Regions from separate parts of the Homo sapiens genome. Here regions 1 and 3 are each linked to region 2. Evidence: chromatin loops called from intact Hi-C (ENCODE). Cell type or tissue: Calu3. All regions are shown on one strand. Links, peaks and the distances in the headings refer to the core of each region. The heading gives the core; the rest is flanking DNA.

The links. Hi-C counts contacts between places; a loop is a spot of excess contacts. Peaks named below come from ENCODE experiments on the same cell type or tissue, not always from the same donor. Only the 100,000 strongest peaks of a DNase experiment are listed, where the experiment ranks them.
Region 1: a loop joins it to region 2, with 8 times the contacts of the local background. A loop is called at or near these places in 2 of 110 quality-filtered maps.
Region 3: a loop joins it to region 2, with 2.7 times the contacts of the local background. A loop is called at or near these places in 5 of 110 quality-filtered maps.

Annotation. Positions count from the first base shown.
Region 1 is chr2:16,251,959-16,259,335 of GRCh38, reverse strand. No RefSeq gene overlaps it. Among named protein-coding and RNA genes, the nearest start is that of GACAT3, 210 kb to the right of the region's middle. In Calu3, for the core only: no CTCF peak of the experiment used is centred there; no DNase peak of the experiment used is centred there.
Region 2 is chr2:15,934,953-15,942,054 of GRCh38, reverse strand. It overlaps MYCN (MYCN proto-oncogene, bHLH transcription factor), which reads right to left and starts at 1,505. Exons shown (of 3, transcript NM_005378.6): 1 at 1,312-1,505; 2 at 1-107. It overlaps MYCNOS (MYCN opposite strand), which reads left to right and starts at 370. Exons shown (of 4, transcript NR_110230.2): 1 at 370-523; 2 at 958-1,081; 3 at 3,330-3,555; 4 at 4,879-5,790. It overlaps MYCNUT (MYCN upstream transcript), which reads right to left. Exons shown (of 3, transcript NR_125783.1): 3 at 6,037-6,281. RefSeq lists enhancers at 1,377-1,907, 2,952-3,509. In Calu3, for the core only: a CTCF peak has its summit at 2,177; DNase peaks (open chromatin) are centred at 414, 1,634 and 2,194.
Region 3 is chr2:16,098,581-16,105,957 of GRCh38, reverse strand. No RefSeq gene overlaps it. Among named protein-coding and RNA genes, the nearest start is that of GACAT3, 52 kb to the right of the region's middle. RefSeq lists enhancers at 1-472, 1-944, 473-1,302, 2,134-2,964. In Calu3, for the core only: no CTCF peak of the experiment used is centred there; no DNase peak of the experiment used is centred there.

The DNA.
Region 1 (7,377 bases), core at 1,211-6,210, 320 kb before region 2:
CTCATACTCTTTAACCAAACAGTTCCACTCTTGAGGATTGATCTTAAGGAAATAATTACGGATGTGTTAATGATTTAGCTAAAAGGATGTTTGCTGCAGTGCTGTTTGTAATAGCAAATATTTAGAAACACAACCTAACTATTCAGCATTCATTCAAGTAAGTCATTCAACAAATATTTACCAAGTACTTAGTAAACTGTGGTAGACCAAGTAAACCAAGTAAATCATGGCACTTCAATGTAATAAAATACTCTATAGCATTAAAATGAGATAGAATATTTAATGACAGAAGAAAAGGTGGCCATAATATATTGTTAGCAAAATAAGGTTAAAAAAGGATATAGAATATAATTGCATTTGGGGAGAAATATTAATCTATATTTTCATAACATTTTGGAAATAATAATAAGGATTTTTAAAGTAGTTATTGCTGGGTGATGGGATATGGTTGTTTAAATTTCCTGAATTTTACTTTCTCTGCATTACAACTTTTTCTCTTACCATGAATTGTTTTATGATTTTTTAAAGTCACTAATTTATTAAAAGCATGTACCTTGTGTTTTAAAGATCAAATAAGAAAAGTGTCTGGTACATAATGAGTGCCCCTGCAAACATTTAATTTGTCTATCTGTTTATGGATTATTCCAGTACCTTCAGTGACTAACCTGGGAACTAGCTCATTTGGGTCTGAGCTCAAGCTTCCAGTGAGGAATTAGATCTTTGTGAATGACATCCTTGAATACACAGTCTGTGGAGTCATTCAAGCAGTTCACAAATATGCCAGTTCTCTCATTTGTGAAGGACTGCCCGGCTTTGCTGCTCTTTTTGTTCCATTCTTTGTTTTATTGCTAGTGTACTTGTATCTCTGTAATAGCTTTACCTTTTCTCTGTTTCTTTCTTGAGTTCTGCCAGCTTGTTTTTAATCTCCTTGTGTTGACTTTAATCTAGTCTTTCAACTCTCAAGTTTCTTCTTTGAGCTTTAAAAAAAATAATAAAATGAATATTGTGTATAATGTTTTGGTAACTTTAGGGAGTTGTTTGAACTTTGTTTCCTTAGATCATAATGTGTTCTCCATGTGCGTTTTCTGGTACCCCTATCCTCTTTTCTCTTTGCAGTATTTATGCAAGGGTTGTATGTTGGGCTCTTTCTTCACGTCCTTTATCTTTAAATATGGCCAAATACTGACTAAGAGTTTGTGAGAGCGCAATGGAAGTGAACTAAATCAATATGCAGTTTTGCATTAGATTTGCTACCTCTCCATCTGTTCACGAAATCTATGACTTCCTTTACTTTTGGAGAGTCTCTGCCCACGACTTTGGTGCTTAGGAGGTTGGTTCAGCTCACCTAAATGCCTTTTAGGATAGTCCTTCTCAAGGTATAAAATGCATACTAGTCCCCTGGAGACCTTGCTAAGATGTGGGTTCTGATTCATCGGGTCTGAGGTGTGCTCTGAAGTTCTGCATTTCTAACAAGCTCCCAGGCAGGACTAATGCTGTGGGTCCTCAAAGCACACTTTGAATTAGCAAGGTGTTGACATAGGAATGCGTGCAACTTTAGCTCCTTGGCCTCCGGCATCTGCCTCATCTAGGAGACTGGTAAGAGAGAACGGATTTGCTGTGTCTCTATAGTGTCTTCTTCAGACTCACTTGCCCTGAAGTTTCTAGAGGGATATGTTCCTTGCTCTAGAGGTCTGCCCACTGTCTTAGGCCATGTGGCTGTCATCAGAGAACCACTGGATAAGACTCTTAAGGCCCTGATTGTTACTTCTAGAAAAATGTGTTCTATTCTCATGGTCTGAAAAGAAATGTGAGCATGTCAGATTTGTACCTCATTTTGGTGCAGATTTCACAGTATTTGGCTAGCACACTTCATAGCTTGTGGTTTGCGGTTATAGCTGGGTTTTTTTTTTTTTTTTTTTTTGGTCTTAGTGAAAATAAAGTTTTATTTGTTAATTTTTCTGTTTTTCATTCTCTCTTCTGGATTTCAAGGAAGGAAAGGGGAAAAAAAGAAGCTTCTGCATCTTTAAGTGGAAATCAGACTGCAACTTTTGGTGAATTTCCCCAGGTAATCAGTTTCATGGAGCCTTGCCAGAAGGCGGCTCTGGAGGAAAGAGTTGAACTAGGCAGGCCTCCCCCTCAGCTGGTCCTTCAGCTGTGCCTGCCAATCCTGTTCTCTGCTTCCTGGCCCCCTCTCCTATTCTTCTCAGCAACTTTCCAACTGTATTGCTTTCCCCAGGCCTCCTCCACCCTTTCTGCATCTTCTCGGAAGACCTTGACTTTTATTTCAAAGAGAAAATTTAGCCTCTCCAGCACCCACAAGGTCTCTCAATTTTCATTCCCTTCATGATAAACTTAAACACAGTTGATTCTCATGATTCACAAATTTTGTATTTGTAAATTCACCTACTCAGTAAGATTTATTTGTAACCCCTCCAAATAAATACTCACAGTGCTTTTGCAGTCATCCCTGGACACACACAAAGTGGTAAAAAGAATTTGAGTCTCCAACACTCATGTCCACCGCCCCTGCCAGGTGGAGTGACGTGGTACTCTGCCTTCTCACGTGGCTCAGGTTGATGCAAAAGTAATTGCAGTTTCAGACTGTGAGTTTTAAATCATTATAACTAGGCTCAAACACATCTTTATTAATCAAAATAGGAACCATGACAATCAGCACATTTTTGCCAATGAGAAATAAGTTTGTTTATTCCTGTAGCATAAAAATCTATGCTTCGGGATTCAACAAACACTTGGAAAGCATTTTCTGCATCCTGCTGGTTGTGGAAGTGTTTTCCCTGCAAAAAGTTGTCAAGATGCTTGAAGAAGGGGTAGTCAATTGGCTAGAGGTCGGGTAAATATGGCAGATGAGGCAAAACTTTGTACCCCAATTCATTCAACTTTCGAAGCATTGGTTGAGAGACGTGTGGTCAGGTGTTGTCATGGGGAAGAATTGGGCCCTTTTGGTTGACCAATGCTGGCTGTAGGCATTGCAGTTTTCAGTGTATCTCATCAATTTGCTTAGCATACTTCTCAGATGTAATGGTTTCACCAGGATTCAGAAAGCTATAGTGGATCAGACTGGCAGCAGACCACCAAACAGTGATGATGACTTTTTTTGGTGCAAATTTGCCTTTGGGAAGTGTTTCGGAGCTTCTTCTCTGTCCAGCCACTGAGCTCGTCGTCAACGATTGTTGTATAAAGTCCACTTTTTGTTGCATGTCACAATCTGATTGAGAAATGGTTCACTGTTGCATAGAATAAGAGAAGATGACACTTCAAAATGAGGATGTTTTTCATTTTTGCTCTGCATATGAGGCACCCACTTATCAAGCTTTTTCTCCATTTCAATTTGCTTCAAATGTCAAATGATCATAGAATAGTTGATGTTGAGTTCTTCGGCAACTTCTCACATAGTTGTGAGAGGATCAGCATTGATGATTGCTTTCAATTGGTTGTTGTCAACTTCCAATGGTCAGCCACTACACTCCTCATCTTCAAGGCTCTCATATCTTTTGCAAAACTTCTTGAACCATCACCACACTGTACATTCATTAGCAGTTCCTGGACCAAATGCATTATTGATGTTGCAAGTTGTCACCACTGTTTTACAACCCATTTTGAACTCAAATAAGAAAATGACTCAAATTTGCTCTTTGTCTAACACCATTTCCATAGTCTAAAATAAATACAAAATATACAGCAAGTAATAAGTCATTAGCAAAAAAAAAGAAAGAATTGCACATTAAAATGATGTATAACATAACCACATTTATTTAAGAATGTATTCCAATAACAAATGGCAAATTTCAGTAATGCAAAAACTGCAATTACATTTACACCCACCTAACACTATAAACACGTGTCGATTTTGTGGGTCATTTAGTATCATGTTTTTTACATTTTTTGTGCTCTTTTTTGGAGATTTCACTGTTTAGAATGGCCTCCAAATACAATGCTGAAGTGTCATCTACTATTTCTAAGCACAAGGGGGCTGCCATGTGCCTTATGGAGAAAATGCATGTGTTAGGTAAGTTCAGTCAGGCATGAGTCATAGTGCTGTTGGCCCTGAGTTTGATGTTAGCAAATCAACAATATATATTAAATACGGCATCTTTAAACAGCAGCACACATAAAATAAGATTACGTATTAATTGATTAACAAAAATGCTGTGACAGAGGCTCATGGGAACCTTATCCTGTGTTTCTCCTAGGAGCAATGATTGCAGTATTTACTAAGTCAGTGTTCTTCAAGGTGAATGTAGAACAAAACTGCTGCAAATAATGAGAATCAGTGATACAGCTTTGACCTTTCTCACTTTTTCTCATCTCAAGACTCAGAACCATCCTCTCCCCTGTGTCCTCAACCCCATCCCTTCCTCAAGCCTTCACTCCATCAGTTATCTCCATGTTCTATGTTTTTCACTTCCCTCTCCCCTGTTTCCATCAACTTACATGTCAACTGAAGAATGATGAGGTTCAGGAATTTGGAAAGGAGAGCTTTATTTCTCACAAACAATTGCAGCCTGTAGTGTGGCCATTCTGACAGGCTGGGAAATGTAGCCTCCGGCCAGAAACCAGAAACAATTCAAGGGTAGGAAGAATAAAAAAGGGATTTATGCTGAGTACAGTGGTCAAATATATATACATATTCAATAAGCTATGGGAGGAGTCATGAGTATTTATGAGAGGAGAAACACACTCATGCACAATTGAGCCTCATGCCTCTCCCTTGGGCCCATGTTCAAAAAATGGTGGCGCCAGCATGATCTGAGGATAGAGTTTTCAGCCCTCTGATGTCAAAAAGTGAAGCAGAGGACACAAAATCCTCTTTGCACATCCTCCATAGACTGGCCAGACCCACTTCATGGTCATGGTCGGTGGTCTCTTATCAGGAAGGGATGCTGGGTGTTGTGCTGAAAGGGAGGGGCAGCATCAGGAAGTCAATTGCTATCAGGGGTAGAGTCTTTCCAAAGATTTGATTTATTTTCCTCCCTTAGGGAAGAACACCTAATGGTGATTAGCCAGGGAGGGAGCATAATGAGGCAGGTTCAACCTCTTTTCCTGTCGTGGCCGGGAACTCAGTTTTTAAAATTTCTCTGGGGTCCCTTCCCTTGGTCAAGAAGGGGTCCATTCCGTCAGTTTGAGGGGGGTAGAATTTTATTCTTATTTCTCACACATATAGGCTGAAGTTCCTCCTATGCTAAAAAGCAGTCATTATTAACTTTTACTAACTGTACCCTGCCTTTGACACTGAGCTAAGTGCTTTACATGCTTGATTTCTTTGACTCCTCAGACCCACTCTATAAGAGGAAGATGCAATCCCTACTTTACAAAGACAATAAAGTGTGAAGATGTTAAGTAAATGGTCGTAGAGCTTGTAAGTATTGAAGGACACATCCTCCTTTAGTGACTATCCAGATTTCTCTTGTCCTTTTCAAGCAAACTCTATAAAAATAAAATATAATTCATGGCTCTATGTCATTGCCTGACATTCATTTGCCCTCACCACTCTCCTGGAACAGCTCTCACCCATTAGCCAAGACAATCCTTTCCAACAGGTCTCCTTATCTTCCCCAGTCTGGCCCTTGCATTTGATCCTACTGTCATAGCACCACCTTGAAACCATTTCTTTGGTTCCCAGGACACTAGCCTCTTCCTTCTCTCTGCCTATGCTAGAGGTTCCCCTTGTGTCACATTATGGCCAACACGTCCCAGTATGTCACCTTGTTCACAAGAGTTCCACCCCAGGCCCATTGCTCTTTTTGCCCTATAAAACTGTACCTGACACAGGCTTCTGCACCTCAGAGAAGGAAAGGTGGAGAGCCCCGGTCTCCACCTGCTGATGAGGAATTTGCAATCTAGCTGGGAAGGCAAGACCCCTGTGGCTGAAAGTGCACTGTTGTAGCCTGGATCAGGTTCAGCCCTGACTCTACCTGCTACAGATACCCAGGGGAGGGAGAGATCCCTGAAGACCAGAGCAGCGTGGGAAGGCTTCCTGGAAGGGGCATCATGGGCCTTGAAGGATTTGGCTTCACAGAGAATTTGGCTATGAAGATACAAGAAGAGACACACTCCATGAGGAACAGAGAAATTTCAACTCCTTCACTGACACATTCCCCTCCTATGCCACAGTGATGCCTCTCACATCTGAGCCATGGCAGTGTTGGTCACCTGCACCTAATTTGCATGTTGACCCCACAACCTCACTTTATCTTGTACTGCTGTGGCCTGGCACATGGGCCCTGCTCCAGGGGATGGTGAGCACCCTGGGGTGGAGGCAGGGAGCGGGGAATTGGTAGTGTTGGTGTGTGGTTGGCACAAGCCAGAAAGCCAAGAGGGCCTGGTTTTGCATTCCAGTGTGACCACTTAGCAATCTGTGACCAGGAGCCAATTACCTCTCTCAGCCTGTTTCCCCACTCATTTAAAAGTAGCTTTCATAGGGCTCTTGTGAGGACCACATAAGGTAAAGCAAGTCACACATGGTGGCTGATGTGCAAGTCCATGCTGGAGAAATGTCTGACATCATTATTCATCTCTGGACCCGCCCTACATGGACCTCATCTCAGGCCTAGCATATGGAAGTGAATGTGTCTTTTCTTTTGAAACTTGGATTCCCCAATCAGACTATGTATCACAAGGATGAGGCCACATATTTATCTCAGGATCCCCCACCATGTTAGTACAGGAATCTTCAGAGAGTAAAGGGCAGAGGATAATCAGAGAAATGAGAACTATTTGGGCAGATTGGCTTTGGGCGGTCTTTGTGACTAAATATACTTCTCAAAAGTGTTAAGTGCTTGAGAAATATCTGCCCAGAAGGAAGGGCTTGGAGGAATGCAAGTAGCCTCTGCCCAGCCCAGGGTGGAGCTTCGCAGAATGAAAGAAGGTGCCGGCGGTGGCCCGGGGGCCTCCAACCACAGCACCCTGTGGCTCCAGGAGGCCCATGTCCTCCGCAGTGAGCATAAGTAGGATGCCACCAGCGCTGAGGGCCCAGACAGGAGGCACGCCACGTTCTTTCCCAATCAATGGCTTTCAACCCAGTTTCATTCTAGGGATTTCTAAGAATGCAGGGGCCCTACCATCATTATTAGCCTGTAAGCAAAAGGGTAAAAGGGAAAAGAAGAAAGAAAAGAACTCCTCAAGAAAATGTTTCCCCTGGAGTATTTTAAAATCTGGTGGAAACACTTTTCTCCAGATGCGTTTTCCCGGCAGGGTGACCCTCCGTGGCGGCAGGCAGTGACGGAGAGGAGTCTTCCCATAGCTCAGCACACAAAGCTGGTGTTGTTGAAATGAGAGCCGTGTAATCAGCTAAAGAATTCCTGAGCAGAACCAAGGGCAGCAGATACCCAAACCTTGAACTTCTTTACCTCCCTGCAT
Region 2 (7,102 bases), core at 1-5,000:
CCCGGCCGGCGACTGAGGGCTTCTTTCCGCCCCGTTCGTTTTAATACCGGGGGTGCTTCCTTCCCGTGGGGGGCGCGGAAGGCGGGGGCCGGCGCCGACCTCCAACACTGCAACCGACAGACACACCGGAGAGGGTGGGCAAACGGGGCAGACCGAGGGGATAGGCAATGGGCGCCCCCTCTAACCAGGTTCCCCAATCTTCCCTCCAAGCCCCCCACTCTGCCCACTGCTCCCGAAGGTGGAGGAAGTTGTGCCTCTCGCTCCCTCCCTCCCGCCCTCCTTTTGTGTACAAGCTGTCTACGACAGGGGGTGGGAGGGGGCATGCAGATGCAGGGGGTGGTGGCGAGGCTCCGCAACTTTGGAAACTGCCATTTCATTCACACAAGGCACTGCCTGGGGGAGGGGGCTGTTCCTGGCTGCAGAATTCTAGCTCTCACGAGCACGCAGACAACCGCACTCGCAGCGGTGTGGGGCCGGCTGCTCAGGGGAAGCCCCAGGCTCTCCGACCCAGCTACCGGGAATGGTATTTGGAGTACCTTCTACCCCCTTTGTAAAAATGCAACCTCAGGAGTGCAAATGATAGCAGGGGATTTAGAAAACTTTGCAAATAAAAAAAAGCCTTTCTCTAGACAGAGACCAACAACAGACACCCATATCCACAAATCCTTCCCCTCCCCAAATTTGAGCAAACGCCCCTCGGCATTCACCCGCTGCAGGGATACTCCTGCCAATAGCTTAATTGGAAGCTCTCTAAGCCCACCCCTGCTCTTCCAAACCCACGACAACGTCCTCTTCCAGGGAGGGAGAGGCTGAGCCCCTGTTCCCGGGAATGGCAGGGGCGCCCGCGCGAGGAGGGTCGCCGGGAGAGCCGCCTCTCCTCCAAGCTGGAGCAGCCGTGACCCAGATTGCGACCGCGGCGGCCTCGCCCTGCCTAATCCCCCCCTCTTCTTCCTCCAGGGGCACCCTTTGGAGAAGAACCCCAGCCTGGGGTGGGGACGCACCGGCTCTCCGACAGCTCAAACACAGACAGATCTTCTAGAGCCGAGGGAATTTCTTTTCGCAGAAGCCATTACTCCCCCCGGTAAGGGCTGCAAAAGGATTAGGGCGGGTCTCCTCTAGCCAGGATGCCTTCGGGGCTGGAACTGGCTTTTCTGGGAAAACCCAGAGATGGTTTTGTTTCGGAAGCAGAAACAGTCCCCCGGGCATATTAGGGCGCCCGGTGCGCACGTCGCAATCCCGTCCAGGGCTTGCCTTGCCCCGGCGCTCGTCGCTTCCCTGGGCGCCGGGCGGTTTGCAAGCCCTGCTCCTTACCTCCCGCCGACTGCAGGGGATCCGGAGGCGATTCTGCGCGGGTGTCTCCGGGTGGGCCGGGGGGGCGGGGGTGTCCTCGGATGGCTACAGTCTGTGCGCGCTTGCGCCTGGCTAGCGCTTGCTCGGCTCCAACACAGTTCCCAGGAGCCCCCCGCATCCACCCAGCGCGTCCAGACAGATGACTGTCACAGCCTGCGCTTTGAAGCTCGGGGGATATTATTAACTGAAAAATCTGACACACCCGGGGGGCGGGGAGAGAAGGGGGCTGTGGCGCAGACAAGGGGGAGGGAGAAAGGAGAGGAAAGCGGCTTTACCCCGCCCTCCTGATTTCCATAAAAATCAGGGGAGGCGCCAAGGCTTTCGCGCCAAAAGCCACTTGCTTTTCTTTGCAGAGAGAAGGCTGCAAAGCTGGGAAGCCCAGGGTGTGCTCCTCCCGCCCTTTTGGACCCCCGGGCTTGCACCGGCTGCACTCTGAGAACCAGCTGCGCGCGGAGCGGTGCAATGCAGCACCCACCCTGCGAGCCTGGCAATTGCTTGTCATTAAAAGAAAAAAAAATTACGGAGGGCTCCGGGGGTGTGTGTTGGGGAGGGGAGACCGATGCTTCTAACCCAGCCCCCGCTTTGACTGCGTGTTGTGCAGCTGAGCGCGAGGCCAACGTTGAGCAAGGCCTTGCAGGGAGGTTGCTCCTGTGTAATTACGAAAGAAGGCTAGTCCGAAGGTGCAAAATAGCAGGGAGAGGACGCGCCCCCTTAGGAACAAGACCTCTGGATGTTTCCAGTTTCAAATTGAAAGAAGAGGGGCGCCCCCCTTGTTTGAAAATAAATAAATAAATAAGTGCGAGCTACGAGGGTGGCGCCGCGGTGGTTTCTTCGGCCGAAGGCGACACCTCGCGGAGACTGAGCAGAAAGCGGAGCTGCCCGGCCTTGGCGCGGACCTGGAGTGCGGCCACTCCGCAGGTCTCCCGCCGCCCCCGCGGGACTGTCCACGCGTCCTCACCACTGCGGAGGAGGAGGCGGCCTGGCTCTGCTTCCTAGGGGGAATGGGCGTACGTTCCCTGCAGCCGTCCCCAGGGCTCCCAAGTTAACCTTTTCAAAGCCACCATTCTCCCCAGTTATGGGCAGGCGAATCTGATTTACCGAGATGGAAGTGCTGTCCACACCTCCTGAGACCCAGCCTCGGCTCAAACAGCTTGATTCCAAACTGTTGAAGGGAAAAAGGAAAGCTGCTGTCACTACTTCGTTTCTTTGTGCCTCAGTTTCCTCAATTGTGAAATGGAGTTCGTAGTGCCTCCTACCTGAGAGTTATGAAAGCTCTTATAAGTCCCCAGCCCATAATAGTTGTGTCAGCTATTATTATGATGATGACCACGACATGCTATTCTTCTGGGGAAAATAACACCCCTCTGTCCAGCAGCAGCATTGGCCCCTTCCCTTCCCGCCACCATCAAATCCTGGCTTTACTTCACTCTGGTCTAGCTTTTCTTACAGGTGTATTTGTTTGCAGGGGGTCAGACATTATTGCCCCTGCCCTCCAAACTCTCCAAAAACAACCCTGATCTCCTGGACAGCCCCCTTCACAACCAAATACACAGTGAGGTGGGATTTTGCCTTGAAAAACATTCCTTAGGCTTGTTTGGAGAGAGGGGAACCTGGCCCTGGGATTGGGGTGGGAAGGCTTCCCCGCCTCTCCCTACTTTTTTCTCCAAACTGGAAATGCCATTCTCCATCGCCCCCACCTCTTCACCTCACCATTGGATCTAGTTAAGGAGGAGGATGCTGAGGGTCAGGGGGCAACCCATAAAATGCTCACAGATTAGCATTTGTGAAGGCCTTTCCAGCCCTGACCCTGGACGCCTACAGAGCTCTAGGGAGAAAGATTCCCAGAGTTCTAGGAAGAGGCCCATGAATGCGGATGAGCAGCCCTTCCAAGCACCTTTATTATTGTTATTTCCCTCACAAATGTAAAAGCCTTCATCTTTGCAAAAGCCTTTTACAGCCCCACTTCTGCTTTTCCCTAGCCCCCTAATCGCCACCAAGCCCTCCTGCTGAATTCTCGCCTAGCATCCTGTCCTTTCCTGTCCAGCACTCACCTCCATTTGTAATGATCCATGCCTGGGAGTATTTGTTTAGTGCTCACTTCCGTGACACTGTGGAAGACAGGCTCAGTCTCCCTCACTAACCTGTGACCTGGGTCAGTTTTGCTCCAGAGGGAATCCTTACGGCACAGCAGTGTACCTGTATATAGTAAGTACTCATGGTATTATTCAAGACCAAGATCACTGAATGAGTCCTTCTAAGGTGGCCAGATCTTCTGTGGCAAGACTGTGAAAATAGGCCAGGATGGGTTCAGTTGCTCCGATTCAAAGTCCTACCTTTGTCCTTTCTCCTCAGATGAATGACCATCACTAGGTCATTCACCCTTTGTCGAGGGACAAGGTGTAGCAGAAAAGGGGGACAGAGGGACAGGAGACCTGGTTACTCTACATGCCTTTGAGCAAATCATTTATACTTCCTGGACCTCAATCTCTAATCTCCTGCTTTTAATGCAAGCCAGTAATTACTGACAAGTCTGAATCTGAAGGTTAACAGAATGATAAAATTCAACAAATATTTATTGGTTACCTTCATTTGTAAGTAGAAAGATAAAAGACTTTGTACATGGAGAAAACATGCTAATGCTGATTCTTAGTCTGCTTATAGAGAAGCCTGAAAATCCCTCTTAAAAATGTTGAAATACTTCAACTATGTGAACACACACAAAACAAATCTTCATATGGTTTCAAAGCCAAGGTTTTGTTCAGTACTGCCATGGTTTGAATGTGTCCTCCAAAAAAAAACACGTTGGAAGTTTAACCCCCAGTGCAACAGTGTTGGAGGGGAGGTCCCCAAATGCCAGTGGGACCTAGACCCCAGCCAGTGTCCAGGCTCTTGACACCATCAAGAGAATGAATTCAAAGACCAGTTGGAAAATAGTGAAAGTACGATTTATTGCAAAGGGAAAAGTACACACTCAAGAAAAGGGAATATGGGTGTACTCGAGAGACTCACACGAAAGGGGGTTTGGGGTTGCTACCTTTACGGGTTTCTTTAACCAAGAGGCAGAATATTCATGATCATTCCTAGAAAAAGAAGGAGATTTCTCAGAACTGTGACACCACCTATTTTTAAACCAAATATGGGTGTTCTCGGAAGTGTCATGATGCTAGTGGGGTGTGTGATTTAGTATGTTAATGAGCGTATAATGAGGTCCTAGGAGAAACCTAGGTCAAATCCAGTGCCATGCTGGGTTCAGTGGGTCTTAGCCAGCTTGGTCTACACTCTGTTTTTCACGGTCTTAGCCCATGGCCTCTGCAGCCATTTCAACAGTTTCCTTTTGCTAGTCATGTGAAATTGCTGCCCAAAATCTTCTATTATTCTGCAGCCACCTTATATTATTCCTGTCTCAGGACCTAATGTGAGGTGTTTAGGTCATGAGGGCTCCACTCTTGTGAATGGATTAATGCTAATTATAAAAGGGCTTGAGGCTAGGAGTTTGATCTCTTGCCCTCTCTTCCTTTTTCCTGCCAGGGGATGGTACGCCATGAAGGCCCTCAGCAATTGCTGGCACCTTGATATTGGACTTCTCAGCCTCCAGAAACATGAGAAATACATTTCTTTTCTTTATAAATTACCCAGTCTGTGCTATTAGGTTATAGCAACACAAAATGAACTGAGACAAGTACCCATCTATTACTGTGTCTGAGCCCCTGGGTGGGTTTGGAACAGAGGTAAGTTAAGGTACAGCCGCAAGGAGCTCACTGTGGACCAGGGAAGGAGACCCACATCTGAAATGGATGCCTCAATCTAATCACCAACTGCTAGGATAGAGTTATACACAGCATTTGGTTTATAATTAAGGTGATTTTTGAGAGAGGAGAATATTTTAGTTTACAAATCTCCTCTTTACTAAGACACACACACACAAAGAAACAACACACACATACACATGTTGAGAAGGGCCCAAATCATGACTGGCTAGGAGAGCAACAGCCTCTAGATGGTTTTTCCAGATTGTGAATTAAAGATCTGCTGGGTTGGCCAGGCATGGTGGCTCACGCCTGTAATCCTGGCACTTCAAGAGTCTGAGGAGGGCAGATGGCTTGAGCCCAGGATTTTGAGACCGGCCTGGGCAACATGGTGAAACCCTGTCTCTACAAAAAATATAAAAATTAGCTGGGCGTGGTGGGTGCGTGCCTGTGGTCCCAGCTACTTGGGAGGCTGAGGCAGGAAGATCACCTGAGCCCAGGGAGATCAAGGCTGCAGTGTGCCATCATCACACCACTGCACTCCAGCCTGGATGACAGAGTGAGACCTTGTCTCAAAAGAAAAAAAAAAAGATCTACTGAGTCTGTCTTCAGGGACAAGAGCACAGTTTCTCCTAGGATCTTCACACCTCCCTCAAAATGTGTACATTTTTACTGATTAAATAATTTAAAAATCCTTGGGATCGATTGACTTCATTTGGAAAACAGTAAAGCTAGCTCTCTGCCTAACCCAAATGCAAAAAAAAAAAAAAAAAGGGCAGGGGAGGGGTGGGGGTGCTGGATGTAAGAATTTTACTATGATAAAAAGTTGACAACAGTAATAGAAAATACTTGCCATATATATGAGTCAAAGATTAGATCCCAGGTATACAAAGAGCTCCCACAAATTGAATAGAAAAAAACGGGCAGACAGAAATATGACTCTAGGATACGAGCAGGTAATTTACTGAATAAGAAATGCAAATTGTCAATAAACATATGAAAAGATGCTCAACTTCACCGGTAGTCAGGGGAATGCAAATTAAATCTCAGTGAGATTAACATTTTTGGGTCTAGCAGATTGGCCCAAAGTACTGGCCAGCCTGGGGAGTGGGAGCAGGGGCCTCACATACACTGTTGGTGTGCCTGCCCCAAGAGGAAAAGCAATTCCACTCTTCATGATCCATCCTACGAGAAATAATAAGACAAACACATAAAAGCATATAAACAAGAATGTGTGTGGCTGCATCATTCTCAATAACAAAAATACTATAAGCAATCTAAATATCCATAACTAAAACAAATTAAACAGGAGAATGGTATGTAATACATCCATGCAGTGGAATTACATACACCCACTAAAAATAATGTGTTAGGTCTATAGTTACAGACGGGAAATGTTCCTGAACATGAAGGAAAATAAGCAAGGTATAGGTCAATCTGTCTGGCATTTTGGATATATATGTACTTAGATATATCTGCATCAACCCCCCAGTAACAAATTGAGAAGAATGTGCACCAAGTTGCTAACAGGGGTTTACTTTGAAGAAGACAATCAGTCAGGTGGAGGGAGAAACTTTCTTCTTGATATAACTTTTATTTATTTATTTTATTTTTTTTGAGACAGTTTCGCTCTGTCATCCAGGCTGGAGTGCAGTGGCGTGATCCCGGCTCACTGCAACCTCTGCCTCCCGGGTTCAAGTGATTCTTGTGCCTCAGCCTCCCCAGTAGCTGAGATTATAGGCACCCGCCACTATGCCTAATTAATTTTTTTTTTTTTTTTTGAGATGGGGTCTCGCCTTATTGCCCGGGCTGGAGTGCAATGGCACAGTCTCGGCTCACTGCAGCCTCCACCTCCCTGGTTCAAGTGATTCTCCTGCCTCAGCCTCCCTGGTAGCTGGAATTACAGGCACATGCCACCACACCAGGCTAACTTTTGTATTTTTAGTAGAGACAGGGTTTCACCGTGTTGGCCAGGCTGGTTTCGAGCCCCTGACCTCAAGTGATCC
Region 3 (7,377 bases), core at 1,211-6,210, 160 kb before region 2:
GGCTTTTAAGACCTGAAGAATGGAATGTGGCAGGCCTGGGCCCAGACTCAGGGGAATGGGAAGGCCAACCCCTCCCAGGAGCGTTCTCTGCCAGTCTCAGGACTCGGAACCGGACTCGCACGCTCAGGGTGTGGGCCTCTGCCGGCTACTTTCCAAGAAGCAATGAGACCTGCTTGGAATTCTTAGTGGGATTATCTGGAAGTTGCTGGCAGAGGGGGTTGGGTGCTGGAGGAAGGAACAGGCAGAGAGATCACGTGTCTCAGGTGCTGCAAGGGAGGAGCCCCCGTTTCCGCTCCCTGTTCTGCATTTCTTTCTTCTCTCCCTCTGTCTTTAGCTCCTTCATTCTATCCCTCCTTGGAAGATGAATAGCCACTTTGTAAACTGAATTCCATTTTACTGGGATCTGTTTTGCAGGGAGACAGCATTGCATGGCGCTGACGTTGCCGCCAGGCTGTGCGGAGTCGAATTCTTCACCACATGCTGGCTGTGTGGGCTTAAACTCTTCGTGTCTCAGTTCCTTGACAGTAAAGGAGTGGAATTGAGGTGAGTATTAAATAAGTTAGTATGTGTGGACATACAGAACAGTGCCTTGCCCTGAGAGCTATCTAAGCATATTCCAGCACCTACAAAGGCTAGGCTGAAATCCCAGACGCAGAGGGACCATGGTAGTTCCTGGATTGAGATCTCTCTCACTGTGAATCGTTAGAGAATTCTAGATGGTGGTAAACGCCACTTGCCATCCAGCCTCCTTGTTATACGATAAGAAACTGATTCCCATCAACACACAGCACTGAGGATGTCCTACTTGTGACAAGCAGTGATTAGCAAATACTAAGTCCCTGGAGACAGGGAGGTGAGGGGCCCTGTCCTAGAGCTTTGAGCTTCCTGCAGCTCCTGGCTCAGGCTGGGCTGGGTAAGGGCTCTGTAAGCATTAAGGATCTTACCTCCTTTTGGCTTTGTTTGTTTATTTATCTGTTTGTTATTTAATGAATGAAGGAATCCCTCAGACAAAGATAAGAATCCCAGTGGCCCAATTAACCCTTTCCAGCAGCTCAGCCTAAAAGTTATGTCCCCTAAAGAGTTCCTTTTAGTAGTTCTGTCTGGTAATACATTCTGAGACCATGTGGCGTGGGGATTCCACAAACCACTCCTTGTGATGCCTCAAGAGCTGCAGACCCCGGAGAACTGGTGTGAGCTCTAGAAGCAAAGTGGGAATCCAGCCACGTGCTTCTCAGGTTTGTGAATCGGCCAAGTTACTTAACCTCTGTTTCTTCATCGTGAAGCATAACCATATCCAACATGTATCGAGCACTTAGTATTTGCCAATAACTGTATAATGGGTTTACACCTATTATCTCATTTAATTCTCACCATTTTAGAGGAGAAGTCAGGGGCACAAAGAACTTACTCACCCACTCAGCAAATAACTTGCCCAGAAGACAGATTTACTTATTGGTTAATAAGTAAATAGCAGAGCTTGGGCAATTATCCTCAGGGCCCTCCTGGTGGTTGTGAGAACTAAGTTTTATAACATTTGGGCTCACAGCAGGAGGTGGCAAATGTTGCTTCTCCTTTCCTTCTCTTCCAAAAACTCTGGACTTTGTCCAGAGGAAAAGTGACCTTGTGTTCTTCCTTCCACCCTCCTTTCCTTCCACTCTTTCTTTCCTTCTTTTTTCTTAGTCCCCTGTTTTTTTTTTATTCACCCAACATTTGTAGAAAACATTCTCAGAATTCTACACCAGCTTCCTTCCTAACAACTAACCTACAAAACTGAACCAGGCAGGGCTGTCCCTGCCCCCAGGCAGCTAGCAGTCTAGCCTTTTGTTGTGCAAGGTTAGCTAATTCCAGGGGAACAAAACAAAAAGAGGGCCAATATCTCCAATTTCTGTTTTGTTTTATTGTCAATCGGAGAAGAGAGAAAATTCACTTGTTGAGCCCCTCCCACTGGTGAGGTGTTCTACGTTCATCCCATTCCATCATCATAGCCAACCTTTGAGAGCTGGTATTATGTTTATTCTTTATGTTAAAAAAAAAAAACAAGAAAGAAAAACTTGAGACCTGGGCTTCTCCGGAGCTAGTCCGCGGATACACAGTGAACAAGAAACCGTGATGGACTTTCGCTCACTCCTCTGCAGGCCACTCTAAGCCTCGGCTTCTCAATGTCCTTCTTTCTGGGCTAAATTTGCAAATGGAGACTCAAAGATGTCTAGACATTTTTCTCTTTTTTAACAATTTTTTTTTGGATGGCTGGGTGCTGTGCCTCACGTCTGTAATCCTAGCGTTCAAGAGGCCAAAACGGGAGGATTGCTTGAGTTTAGGAGTTCGAGACAAGCCTGAGCAATAAAGCGAGATCCCTTCTCTTAAAAAAAAAAAAAAAAAAAAAAAGTGGAAAACAAAGTTTGAAAAGTTTTTTTATTTGCAAAGTCTAATTAGCCGCTGATATTTCCCCTGGTAAACATCCTTCTTATAAATTCCCATACTCAGCCCCTCAGTGGAGCTAGGAGCTGGGTGTGGTGGGGATCCCTGGCCTGCACCCCCTTCTGCCCAGGGCATGCTTGGCATTTGCCAGGCCCGGCTGCAGCCTCAGAGCTCGCCCTAGATTTACGGCAGCGCACACAGCTGCTTCCAGCCAAGGTGAGGCCTTCCTCTTTAATGGTACCGTTTACAAGTCAATAAAGCCCGGATGGAGCGCTGTTTCCGCCGCTGGTCCCACCACTCCGGGCTCCGTTGTCTCACCGTGCAGTCTGGGTGCCAGGGGGCCGGCTCTGGGGACTCTTTTCTCCCGTGATGGCTCTGCTCCCACCTCGGCCCCAGAGCAGCCCAGCCATAAAGGCTTCCCACCCCCATGAGGGCAGAGTTCAAAGCCCGGCTCCCCGGGATCCTCAACTGCCAGCCCCTCCTTGCTTTATGGCTCCTGCAGCCACTGGAGTCTTATCTCCTGTGCTGAGATAAAGGCTCTCAGAAAGCCCCAGCCCCTCAAGATGCCTCGGCCCCTGGGCTCAGGCTCCCCACTGTTCTCTGGGATCTGATCAATGAGCTGGAGGAAAGTAGCCTTTTCAACCCACTGAGACAATGCCCCTCTGCGTGTGGGGGTTTCCCTAAATAAGACCTGCAGGGGCTCTGCCTAGGGGGAAGCTGGGACACCTCGGACCTCCCAGCCAAGAACCCCCAAGCCCAGGCGATAACGAGGTGAGAGATGGAAGCTTAATGGGCCCAGGCGTGTGGGAACGGGGGGCGCAATCCGAGGGACACAGCCCAGCAATGGCAGAGCAAAGTCAGGGCTCGTTCACCTGACCACTAGTTCAGGGAGCAGGGCAGAGCGCCTACTGTGCGCCCAGGGCTGCGCTCCATGCTGTGTGCTCAGCATGGGACAGAGGAAGCAGAACAGGAATCTGCTGGGCAAAGAAGAGGCCAGGGATATTTACAAAAGCCAGACAGTGAGAAAGAGACGGGTTAGGGTCCATCCCCAGAGTGGCTGCAGTGGGGGTGCACCATGGGTCCTTACAGAGCACAGGGCAGCTGGTTGCTCAATCCCTTCCTCCTAGTACATGCCTACACCAGAGACTGGTGGTCCCTGGAAGCCCTGTGGTGAGGGCCTGGTCACCAATCCATCACCGCAAAGTTCAGGCTGAGGCAGCCTGTGTTGGGTGAACCCCAACCCAGGAACTGGGATGACCAGTAGAAGTACCGTGAGCCCAGGGAGACAGGAGTCTAAGAAGGGATGCTTCTCATTCGTACACACACACGCCGGCCTACAAACATCTGCCAACCTGCAGGTGTTTGTAAGTAAGCCCCAACACTTACTTTGTAAGTAAGAAGGCATCCTAAGAGCCTCACTTCTTATGAGAAAAAAACTCAGGCCCAAAGAAGTTCAATTGACAACAGCTAATATAAGGCCACCACTAGTCTACTTGGTCCCTCCATGTGAATTAGAAAAAAGGCGCCCCTGTGGGGTGGGTGCAGCCCCAGGAGGCATGGCTTGTGAACAGACAGCACTTTTGTATAAAGGAACAGGAGCCCTTTCCTTGAGTGCACCCAGGCACTCAAATTGTCAGGGAAAGTGAAGGGTGGACTTCTGCCTCCTGGTTGGGCATCGCTGTGCACCTGTGACTACGCTGAGCTCATAAGAGAAAGTGCCCCCTCCACATAACAGCAGGTGAGGCAGAGAGACCTGCGGGGCTTCTGAGTTGGGCACAAGTACAATTCAGTCCCAGCTCTGTGACACCACTGACCAGCATTGCAGCTGTGGGCAACCCACCATTCCTGCATCTGTAGACTAAGGTGGAAAATACCTACTTCATGGGGCTTGGCAAAGATTGAAGAGTAGATGGTTGTTCTTATTATTCCAATGCCACAAGAGCAGAAGCTGAAGGATCCCCAGAGCCTTGGATGTTTTCCTTCCTTCCTCACTTAGAGAAATGCCTTAGTTATTTGTTTCCTGCCAGAGTATAATTACAGTGCAAGGACCTCATTCTCCAGTCCTGTTTTAGTGAAGAAGGAAGGAAGTCCAGGCCTTTTTACCTCAAACTCCCTGCTCAGAGATGCCATCTGGGAGTTTGACTAATCTGCTGTTGCAGCCAACAACTCCTCTGGGTTCCAGATCTAGGTGCTGTGCAGGCCACTCAGGACTGCCCTTGTCGCCATCAGTCAGCCACTGTTCTCAGCCCTGACCTGCAGGACACCCATCTTCTCCCATGGCCCTGCGAGTTCATGGCTGGAGGAGGAAGGGAGGTCTATCCACACACTCTGAGAAGCACATCGGGGCATTTTGGCTGACGGCCATTCCCACCATGAGTGTATCTGCAAAAATAGCCATTTTGTGTCTCTCTTTGGAGAGCCAGTGCAGAGCCCTGCACCAGAAAAACACTTGCAAAAGCCTCGGAATGACTGTGAACCCATCCTAACAGGGGGCCCTGAACTTGTCCACCTGCTTTAGAGCCCAGCTTGGTGGCTCACCGTATCCAAGGAGGACCGCCGGCTTTGCTCCAGAGAAGTGCCAGGAGAGTTGTTTTCATCAAGTTGAAGGAAGGACACATAACTCTAAGACCAGCCCTGATCTATGACCTGCAGCAAGTTCCTCTGCACTCTGCAGCAAACTCATCTGCAAAATAAAGGAATAAGAATATGTGACCTCCAAGGGCCCTTTCAGACCTGTGGTACTGGGAGTTACAAAGGATCCTTGCCTAATCTGCGGTGTGAATTGAAAGAGAATATTATTTGTGAAGACTCAGCTGCTAGGGAAGAAACTTCCTTTTCAGTGAGATGACCACTGGAGTCCTTCAGCTTTTACAGAAAGAGCCATAAAGTTATTTTGCAAACAAAGTTGACCTTTAATGAAGCATCTTCTGCAGGTTCAAAGAAGAGAGCCCTGGTCCGTGCACCATGAGGTTGGATTCATGTGTAAGGTGTGAACAGAGCAGGAAGATCCTGACGAATGTTGTATTTCAGCTAAGATTTAGGAGATTGCCTCCCACACTCACAAGGGCCCATGTGCTGTCTGCCAGGCCTGTGCTGAAGACAGAGACACAGACACTCCTGCCCTCTAAAAGGGCCTACTCTAGGGGGAGTCATAATGAGGACTCTCCACACACCTGTTTACCAGGGACCTTTGAGAATATCACAGGCCCATGAGGTAGACTGAGCAAGAATGGTCACCTGTATCTTACCAAATAGTTAGCTAAGGCTCAGAGATGCACTCATTTGTCTAAGGCCACACTGCCAGGGAGTGGAAAGTTTGTGAATTCCAATCTTCTGTGTCATAGGCCAACTCTTCTGCAGCCTCTCTCTCCACTGCACCTTGGTGTCTACATGTAACAGAGGACTTAAGACTGAGAGGTTGGCCAAGTATGGTGGCTCATACCTGTAATCCCAGCACTCTGGGAGGCCAGGAGTTCTGGCAAGAATCACTTGAGTCCAGGAGTTCAAGTCCAGCCTGGTTAACATAGCGAGAACCCATCCCTATTTAAAGGAAAAAAGAAAAAAGACTGAGAGGTTATCATCTCTCAGGGTCTCCTACACAGAGTAGGTGCTCAGTGAATACCTGTTGAGTAAAGCCACCAGGTTCTTGGCTCCACTACTCTAGACAAAGACTTGATTTGCATCTTTCCAAGCCTTTAATTTGCTTCTCTCTGGCTCTTTCATCTTGAGTTTTTGTTGTAGGGATGTTTGTTACAGGATTGTGGCTTTTGCAAATGGAAAATTCTAAAAGGTATCAGTCCTGCAATTTTCTTAATCCTGCTGGTATTCCAAGCACAAACTACACAGCATAGTGCTCATTTCCTCTAAAAATGTCACACACTTCTGTCCATCCACAATGGCAGGAAGAGAAAGCAGAGCCTTAGAATTAGGCAGATCCGAGATCTTGTCCCTGTATCACTGGGGTCAAGTATTGGCCTTTCTGAGCCTCAGTGGTCTATTCTGTAGAATGGGGTGAATCTTCACTTTGAAAAGATATCAGAGGGACAAATGAAATTCCTAAAATCCCCAGTACACCATGGGTTGGGTTGGGTTTTTGGCAATGTGAGCTCCCTTATCTTTCCCACTCCCTAAGGAAGACTTGGGCAAGTCCCATCTATGGCCTATTTTCTTCTCGGGAAGAGTTTTTCCACCATCAAGTTCTCTGTCTCATTGGTGTTTCAAAGCCATGAGCCTCCAGAATTATTTGGTAATCATCCCTGCCCAATATGTTCCATGTACAGAGCAGCAGCAGAGCAGTGTACGTGACACACTTGAAAAGATAATTGGTAATGGGGAGTGATTTCTTTATGTGGCTTCCACTTTGCCACTTTGGAGACACAACTATAGAGACTTTGGGGCTCTTCATATCAAGGAAATACCAGCATCATTACAATCAGAGTCATCTTATCTGTTAGGCCCTAGAGCTACAGGACCGGGCTATCAGCTCTTTAGAGTCCTGCAAAATTATTTGAGATCTGAAAACAAAAAATAATTGGCCCTGGGCTGGGCGCGGTGGCTCACGCTTGTAATCCTAGCACTTTGGGAGGCCTAGGCAGGCGGATCACTTGAGGTCAGGAGTTTGAGACCAGCCTGGCCAACATGGTGAAACCCCGTCTCTACTAAAAATATAAAAATTAGCTGGACGTGGTGGCGGGTGCCTGTAGTCCCAGCTACTCAGGAGGCTGAAGCAGGATAATTATTTGAGCCTGGGAGGTGGAGGTTGTAGTGAGCCGAGATGGCACCACTGCACTCCAGCCTGGGTGACAAAGAAAGACTCTACCAAAAAAAAAAAAAAAAAAAAGATTGGCCCTGCAACACAAAATGAAAACTGCAAGGTCAAAGCAGATGGATGGTAAGTCAAATGTCTGAGAAATGTAAAGTTCTTTCATATGCCACTTCCTGAATTGATGAATTTATCAT